2 separate regions of the Homo sapiens genome follow, and region 1 is linked to region 2. A link is an interaction called in ENCODE POLR2A ChIA-PET data of the cell type or tissue named here. Cell type or tissue: HepG2. All regions are shown on one strand.

Region 1 (4,000 bases), 290 kb after region 2:
GGATGAATGAATGAACCTGCCACTTGGTGCCCTGAAAGAACCATTCCTCTGGCCATTCTGAACTATTAATATTTCCAATTCCCTCAACGTGGCACCCTTGAAGACAGGCCTGTGCCTGCTGCATACCCAGGCTAGCTGGCTCCCTGCTGGATTGTCTGCTTCCCAGGCCCTTCCCAGGTGGAGATGGTGGCCCTCGGTGCCTTCACGGTGCTTCAGATCTGTCTCCCCACTTGGGAAGTTATTCCCTCGGCATCAGCTTATTGCTGGTCTTCCCACTAATCTCAGAGTTTCCTAAAGTCAGGAATGACGTCATATTTGTCTAGGAGTCTCTGAGCACTGCCCGGTCTAACACCACGTTCTGTTAATGATTTATTAACCTGCGAAGGAATGGGCCACATGCCAATTGTGTCATACAAACAACACAAGCGAAGACATCAGTGTGGCATCTGTCTTTTTCCTTTTGGCTTTATTTCCATAGGGCTTTCCAGTACATGCCCCATTCTGTCTTATGAGAAGAGAATGGACCTTGAGGGCTTTTTTTCCCCTTCCTTTTTCTGCCAGACGCACTTCCTGCTGCATTGAGAGACTTTTGGAAGGTTCGCCTTTCCCTCAAATTTCTCATGATGTTGAAGAACTATAATCGCCACTGAATGGTCCAGTTTAGCACAGAGAAAGCCAACCAACATTCACCAGCAGACTTTAAATGCTGACAGTTGAAACAGCCAAGAAAAGTTCATTAAGTGCTAAGCAAGAAAAAGAGCAAGAAAATGAGACAGAATCGCTCCCTGGGGCATTGCAAAAGCAGGCCTTTGTGAGGAAACATTCCTGAAGGAATCTGGGGAAATGACATTGTAAAACTGCAACAGACGGCAGGATAGGACAACAGGCTCCCAAATAACTGCATGGCACCACACCAATGCTCCTTGTGGAGGGAGAGCACATCACAGAGCCCCTTGAGAGGCAGGCTGGAGAAGGCTGCCCCAGCACACCCGAACATCAAGGCGTTTTCAAACTTCTCAATTTTCTTTTCTTTTCTTTTTGTTTTGTTTTGTTTTGGAGACACAGTCTCTCTCTGTCACCCAGGGTGCAGTGCAGTGGTGCCATCTCAGCTCACTGCAATCTGCCTCCCGGGTTCAAGCAATTCTCATGCCTCAGCCTCCCAAGTAGCTGGGACTACAGGCACACCACCACACTCAGCTAATTTTTGTATTATTAGTAGAGACAGAGTTTCACCATGTTGCCCAGGTTGGTCTCGAACTCCTGGCTTCAAGCGATCCACCCGCCTCAGCCTCCCAAAATACTGGAATTATAGGTGTGAGCCCCCGCATCCAGCCTAAACTGTTTCTTTAAAGACCATTTGTACTCCCCTTGCCTCAGCACCAAAGGGAATGAGAATTCAGGGAAGCATGCCTCCCCCCTCTCAGTTTGCAGTTGAAAACTGGTCAAGAGGAACCAGGTACATTTGGGTTTTTTCTAAAGAAGCCAAGGATAAAAACCATGGCCACTATACCATGGACAGCTTTGAAATGAACAGAATTGTTTTCACACACAGGACCAGCCAGAGGTAAATGTGCCTCTTCAAAAAATGTGGTGTCAATGCAATGTGCAGAAACTGTCAGGGGTGGGGGAAGGGGACTCTAAGTAGGATGGTCATATCCTGTATTGTCCACACAAGGTCATTTTTGAGAGCAGAAGGAGAAGTTACTACTTACAACACCTGGACAATTCGTTGCAAACCAGCGCTACCCAGGCAAATAAGTGAGTCTGGCCACCTCACCCTGAGTAACGTACTCTGTGAACAAATTGCTGAGGTGAGGAGAAAGAATATCTGGGTTGTAGAGGCAAACACATACTTTTAAAAAAATAAATAAAGAGGCTCTCTCTGGACTTAGTACTTTGACTTTTTCCTGATGCAGTTACAGTCCAAATCACATAGGCATTTCTTATCAGCAAAAGCAGCCAATAAAATACAGAAGGACCGTGAGAGAGATGGGCCAGAGCTCTTGTGAAAGTCTTTCAACACACTGGCGGGCTTCTGCCAACAGGAAAACATTTAGCAAGAGGTGTGCAAGCTATTTGTAGATACAACCCGATCATTCAAAGGTAACTATGATCTGGCACACAACAGCATGTACCCTTTAAAAATAAGCCCATAAAAGTGAAGCTTTGCTTCACATGTCTAAGTGTTTCTGCATTATATATATGATGAATATATATATATATATATTCCAATCAGGTGATTTTGAAAAAGTGAGAAACAGATATATTACCTGGGCACTGGAAATGCCCAGGTTCCTCAGACTTCAGAACTGGCTGAGCCCACAGCACTGCCCTTGCCGGCTACTTCAGGGACAGGTGATTTGAGGCAAGCCTTCTTCAAGTCTGCACCCCAAAAAAATCACCTGGAAAAATCTGAAGTCAGGATAACTACAGTTAAAAAAAAAAAAAAAAAAGCCCAGCAGATAGTGCGAACAAACAGACAAACAACAAAAATCAAGAGTGTTGTCTTGCAGCAGGTTCTTCTGTTCAGTGGCCAAAATTTTACTCCTGGATCCTTCATTTTAAAAATTAATAAATATGGCCAGGCGTGGTGGTTCATGTCTGTAATTCCAACACTTTGGAAAGCTGAGTGTGTGGATCTCTTGAGCTCAGGAGTTCAAGACCAGCCTGGGTGACATGGTGAAAGCCCATCTCTACAAAAAATTCGAAAGTAGCCAGGCATGGTGGCATGCACCTGCCTGGCTACCCAGCTACTCAGGAGGCTGAGGTGGGAGGATCAATTGAGCCCAGGAGGTCCAGGCTACATTAAGCCATGATCACATCACTGCACTCCAGCCTGGGTGACAGGGGGAGACCCTGCCTCAAAAAAATAAAAATAGACCTAAGTCCTCTTGACTCATCCTCAAATGCAAACCTAAAGGAGAAAGGGGGCTTCCCGCCCACCTCAGATCTCCACTTCTGTGCAGCCACCTCGCAGTGATGCTCCTGGTGCTGGAACATAATGAGGGGTCATGAGGAAGACATTGTCAAAATCCTCAGAGAGGGAAGAAGGAGTGGCTGCCTCCCAGCACAGAGGCCAAGTTGCAAGTTGACGCAGCCTAGCTGCGAGGCAGCCACACAGGCACACGGCACTGGGTGGGAACAGTTGGCCCTCTGGGCTCAGCACACCTACTGGTCTTGAGCAAGTCCTTCATCCTCTGGAGACAAGCTGTGACTTGGCTCATCTCAGATGGAGACGATGCACAAAGAGCAGGTTGCTGAGCACTCAGTGCCAGACAAGCCCACCAATTTTTAACATTGTGTTAAAAACTGTGTATTCTGTGTGTTCTGGGTGTGTGACCCACAAAGAAAATGGAAGCTCCTGGAATTCTGCTTTCTGTTGACTGTCCTCACAAAGTCTATTCACCCCGAAACACTGCCTGCACCACTTCCCTTTCCCCAAGCATAGTTCACGTTTTGGCAGACTAAACCTGTTCGTGTGAACTAAGGTAAAATTTCATTAACTTGGAATCGGCTGATTTGGAATCGTTCACACTAGGCTGAAGTTTAACTTTACACCCAGCAATCCTTTTCTTCTTTCACACAGCAATTTAAGTGTATAAACAGTATGTGGAGGGGGAAGTATCAAAATGCATCAGAGAATACATTGTTTCAACACATCCAAAGCACTCACTCACAAATAATTGTTACAGGAAATAAGTCATCGTTAAATATTCGTAATTGTAGCTCCCTAAGGACTCCTAATAGGCGACATTTCTATCTTAGTTTTGTTACTGTAGCTCATTCAATTCCTCTACTATTCAGACTGGTGTTTCCCTAAATTCTCCCAAATGAGTGTCATCTTACTCCATTTGAAATGAAAAGGGTCCTATGTCTAATAAACGTTAACTTTACAGTGCTTCATTTAGTACCCAATAAGAAGGTGGTAAGTACCCAATAAGAAGGTGGTATTGACTGTGCTGATTTTTATATTTGAAAGTGAAAATCCAAAAGTTTCCAG
Region 2 (4,000 bases):
CAATTTAGTAGGTTGCAATCAGCTTTTCTAAATTAAATAGAATATGATATAGAATCATATAAAAAATAACAGCATGTCATGTATGGTATTAGTTCTCAATCGGTGGTTAGTTTTCCCCCAAAGGAACATTGGCAATGTCTAGAGACACTGTTGTCCTAACTGGAGCAGAAGGGTTCCTGGTACCTGGTGGGTGGGGGTCAGAGATGCTGGTAAACATCCTACGGTTCACAGGACAGCACCTGCCACAGAGAATAATTCAGTCAAAGTTGTCAATAATGCTGAGATGAAGAAACTCTCACCTATAGTAAGGGTAAGACTCATAAAGCTTTTGTTCTGTGACGTGTGTGTGTGTGTGTGTGAAGGTAATTTCATTTGTCTGAGACTTATCAGTTACTCACTAGTAAGTTAGCCATAAGAATGCCTCACCTTGGGTGGTTTTAAGAATGATTCTATGAAATAAGTCATGTGACTAAACAACACACACACACACACACACACAAACACAAATTCCATCCACATAATATATGTTAATCCTTACCCACCCCCCACCCCCGCCCTGCTTTTCTTCTGAATGGTAAAATACCTAAAAAGGTGGCTGACACACAGCAGGTGTTCAAGAAATAAATATCTTGTCTGAAATTCCTAAATTGCTAAGATATCATTTTTACCATAATGTATAGGTTTCTATTATAAGTGAAGGATGAAAAGCAGGAAAGGATGGAGAAGGACATGAAGGATGAGACCTGTCGCCTGTCTGTCCGAGGGTGGCATTGGCTCTGTTACATGCACAGGTGTAGGCAAGCCCAGGGCCAGTGTGCTTCTGCGCATTTTGTCTTGTGTCATCTTCACCATAAACCAATGGAGAAGGCAGGGCAGGAATTCTTGTCCTCCTTTTACAGATGAGGAAACTGAGACAAATCAGGCGGAAAGAAGTAAGAGAAACCACCATGGAGTGAGACTCCAATAACTCATTTCTAAGCTGGGTTTTGGTGTAACTAGCACAGAGATCTTGTCTCAGTCTCTTCAATCAGATGAGCACTTATCCATGAGATCAGGGGAGAAGACTAAATTGTTTTCAAGTTCCCTTTGATTTTTAAAATCATTACAATCAAAGAAGGTATGAAACGTTCCCCAAGCAATGTGGCTGGTGAATGGCAGAGCCAGACCCAGGGCTCTGGACACCTGGCTACACCATGGGCCACCTGGGCATTCCCCACTCAACTAATAGGATCTTGCAAAAATATTACGGTGGTGCAGAGGTAATTGCAGTTTTTTGCACCAACCTAATACTTAGGTAAAACTCACTTAAATGTTCACTTTTAAAAAAGATGAATTTGTGTAACATGGTACTTTGACAAAAGGGGCAGAGCAACATCAACAAAACCCACTGAGTGTTTCTTCATTGCAAGAGGGAGGCTTTGGAACAAAGACTATGTGTTTGACCCAGCATGTGTTTATGAGAACTGAATTATAATTTCATCAGCAAATTCTTATCTGTGTCGTTTTACAAAGGCACATTCTAAATTTTTGAGGGACCAGCTGACTTGATCATTGTGATACTGATAAGATGAAAAAAAGTGAATTTTGAAATGTTGTCATTCCGGTTGCTTTGGTGACACAAACCCTGTAGATCCCAGAGCACAAGGTCACCTTTATCTTCTCAAAGGGCATGTTATGAAATTGCACAATGCCTGACACTTTCATGGGAGTAACTTACCCAAGCCCGTTCTTGGGAAACTACCCCATCATGAGATAGCTGACCTAGAGAGCTCAACCCATCTGAATAATTGGCAGGAAGCACATACGATCTATTTGACTTCATCAGAAAACAAGCTTCTCACTTGGCCTTCAGGGGCCTTCCCAGCCTCACAGCTCCCATGCGGGGTCACCCTGCACGCCCTTCCTCTCACTCTCCGTGCTCTTCTCTGCTCCTATGCTCAGGAGGAGCACATTCCCTCTGCCTGGAATGCCCTACCCGCTGTTCTGATTTGTGGGTGCCTTACTCCCCTCTTACCAGTGTCTCCTCCCACTAGCATTCCTCCACTTCCACGCAAAATTAGCATCGCTGGCTTCTATGAGCTCACAGTAATCTTTATCCTTGCTCTTATAAATGCCACACGACACTGGACTTTTAACCCACATGTCTGTCTCCCACACTGAACTGTGACCTCCAAGGGAGCAGGGACTGTGGGTTTCTTTGAACACTGGGACTCCGCCACCTGTACTTCCAGTTACTTGCTGGATGCCCAAGTTCTCTGCTCCACTGTGAGCTCCATAAAACCCAGGATCAGCTCTCTCATGTGTTCCTGCCTAGCACATAGTTGGTGACTAATAAATATTTATGGAATCTAGTAATCAACTATGAGTTTCTAGAGAGCAAAAGAATTTCCCCATTTATGTGTGTATCCCCCAACACTTAGCACAATGCCTAGCACAAGATTAGGTACCACAAAATGTCTGAATTTGAATAAAGGCAACTTGAGTCCTGCTATAATCCTGGTTTTAGCCTGGCTAGACTTTGTCTACCTCGGCCAGATCTGGCCTGTCAAGGGCTCCTCACTAAACAATTAACTGAGGCTTGTCAGAGGCCTCAGAGCTCAACAAACAGTTCAGCTTGGTCTGACTTATGCTCCAGTCTGCTAAGAATTTCTTGTGCACAAACATCACATGGCCCAGAGTGAACCCAAAGGACTGATGGGGAGAGGAGGGAGCGATGGCCAGGCCTTCTAGAAGTCAGTCACTGCTATTGACAGCATTTTGAGGCACTTGATTGGGATAATACAGTTTTCCCAAGATAGCGTTTCCACTGTTGTGCCAAATTAAATAGCTAACTCCTGCACAGGAGTGAAAATCAGTTGGGATGGCTCAAGTTTCCTCTGTCCTTCCATGTGTCAAACCTCCCAGACAGAACTGGGATCTTCAAAAGCTGAATCTCTGTAAGTTGTGGCTTTCTCCGGTGCTTTGCTATTTTATAATTTAAGTGGTGGAGATGCCTTTGTATTAAAATTTTAACGGGGAGAATGGAACCAAGTTGGAAAACACTCTGCAGGATATTATCCAGGAGAACTTCCCCAATCTAGCAAGGCAGGCCAACATTCAGATTCAGGAAATACAGAGAATGCCACAAAGATACTCCTCAAGAAGAACAACTCCAAGACACATAATTGTCAGATTCACCAAAGTTGAAATGAAGGAAAAAATGTTAAGGGCAGCCAGAGAGAAAGGTCGGGTTACCCAAAAAGGGAAGCCCATCAACTAACAGTGGATCTCCCGGCAGAAACTCTACAAGCCAGAAGAGAGTGGGGACAAATATTCAACATTCTTAAAGAAAAGAATTTTCAACCCAGAATTTCATATCCAGCCAAACTAAGCTTCATAAGTGGAGGAGAAATAAAATACTTTACAGACAAGCAAATGCTGAGAGATTTTGTCACCACCAGGCCTGCCCTAAAAGAGATCCTGAAGGAAGCTCTAAACATGGAAAGCACAACCGGTACCAGCTGCTGCAAAATCATGCCAAAATGTAAAGACCATTGAGATTAGGAAGAAACTGCATCAACTAACGAGCAAAATAATCAGCTAACATCATAATGACAGTATCAAATTCACACATAACAATATTAACTTTAAATGTAAATGGGCTAAATGCTCCAATTAAAAGACACAGACTGGCAAATTGGATAAAGAGTCAAGACCCATCAGTGTGCTGTATTCAGGAAACCCATCTCACATGCAAAGACACACATAGGCTCAAAATAAAAGGATGGAGGAAGATCTACCAAGCAAATGGAAAACAAAAAAAGGCAGGGGTTGCAATCCTAGTCTCTGATAAAACAGACTTTAAACCAACAAAGATCAAAAGAGACAAAGAAGGCCATTACATAATGGTAAAGGGATCAATTCAACAAGAAGAGCTCACTATCCTAAATATATATGCACCCAATACGGGAGCACCCAGATTCATAAAGCAAGTGCTGAGTGACCTACAAAGAGACTTAGA

Evidence for each region. ChIA-PET counts read pairs that join two places held together with the same protein. Peaks named below come from ENCODE experiments on the same cell type or tissue, not always from the same donor. Only the 100,000 strongest peaks of a DNase experiment are listed, where the experiment ranks them.
Region 1: POLR2A ChIA-PET joins it to region 2 with 6 read pairs; 1 of 35 experiments calls an interaction of 5 or more read pairs at or near these places.

The regions. Positions count from the first base shown.
Region 1 is chr2:8,412,005-8,416,004 of GRCh38, forward strand. No RefSeq gene overlaps it. Among named protein-coding and RNA genes, the nearest start is that of LINC00299, 86 kb to the left of the region's middle. In HepG2, no CTCF peak of the experiment used is centred here; DNase peaks (open chromatin) are centred at 367 and 1,967.
Region 2 is chr2:8,124,333-8,128,332 of GRCh38, forward strand. All of the region lies in intron 7 of LINC00299 (long intergenic non-protein coding RNA 299), which reads right to left. Among named protein-coding and RNA genes, the nearest start is that of LINC00298, 150 kb to the left of the region's middle. In HepG2, no CTCF peak of the experiment used is centred here; DNase peaks (open chromatin) are centred at 1,689, 2,179 and 2,609; H3K4me3 peaks cover 258 bases.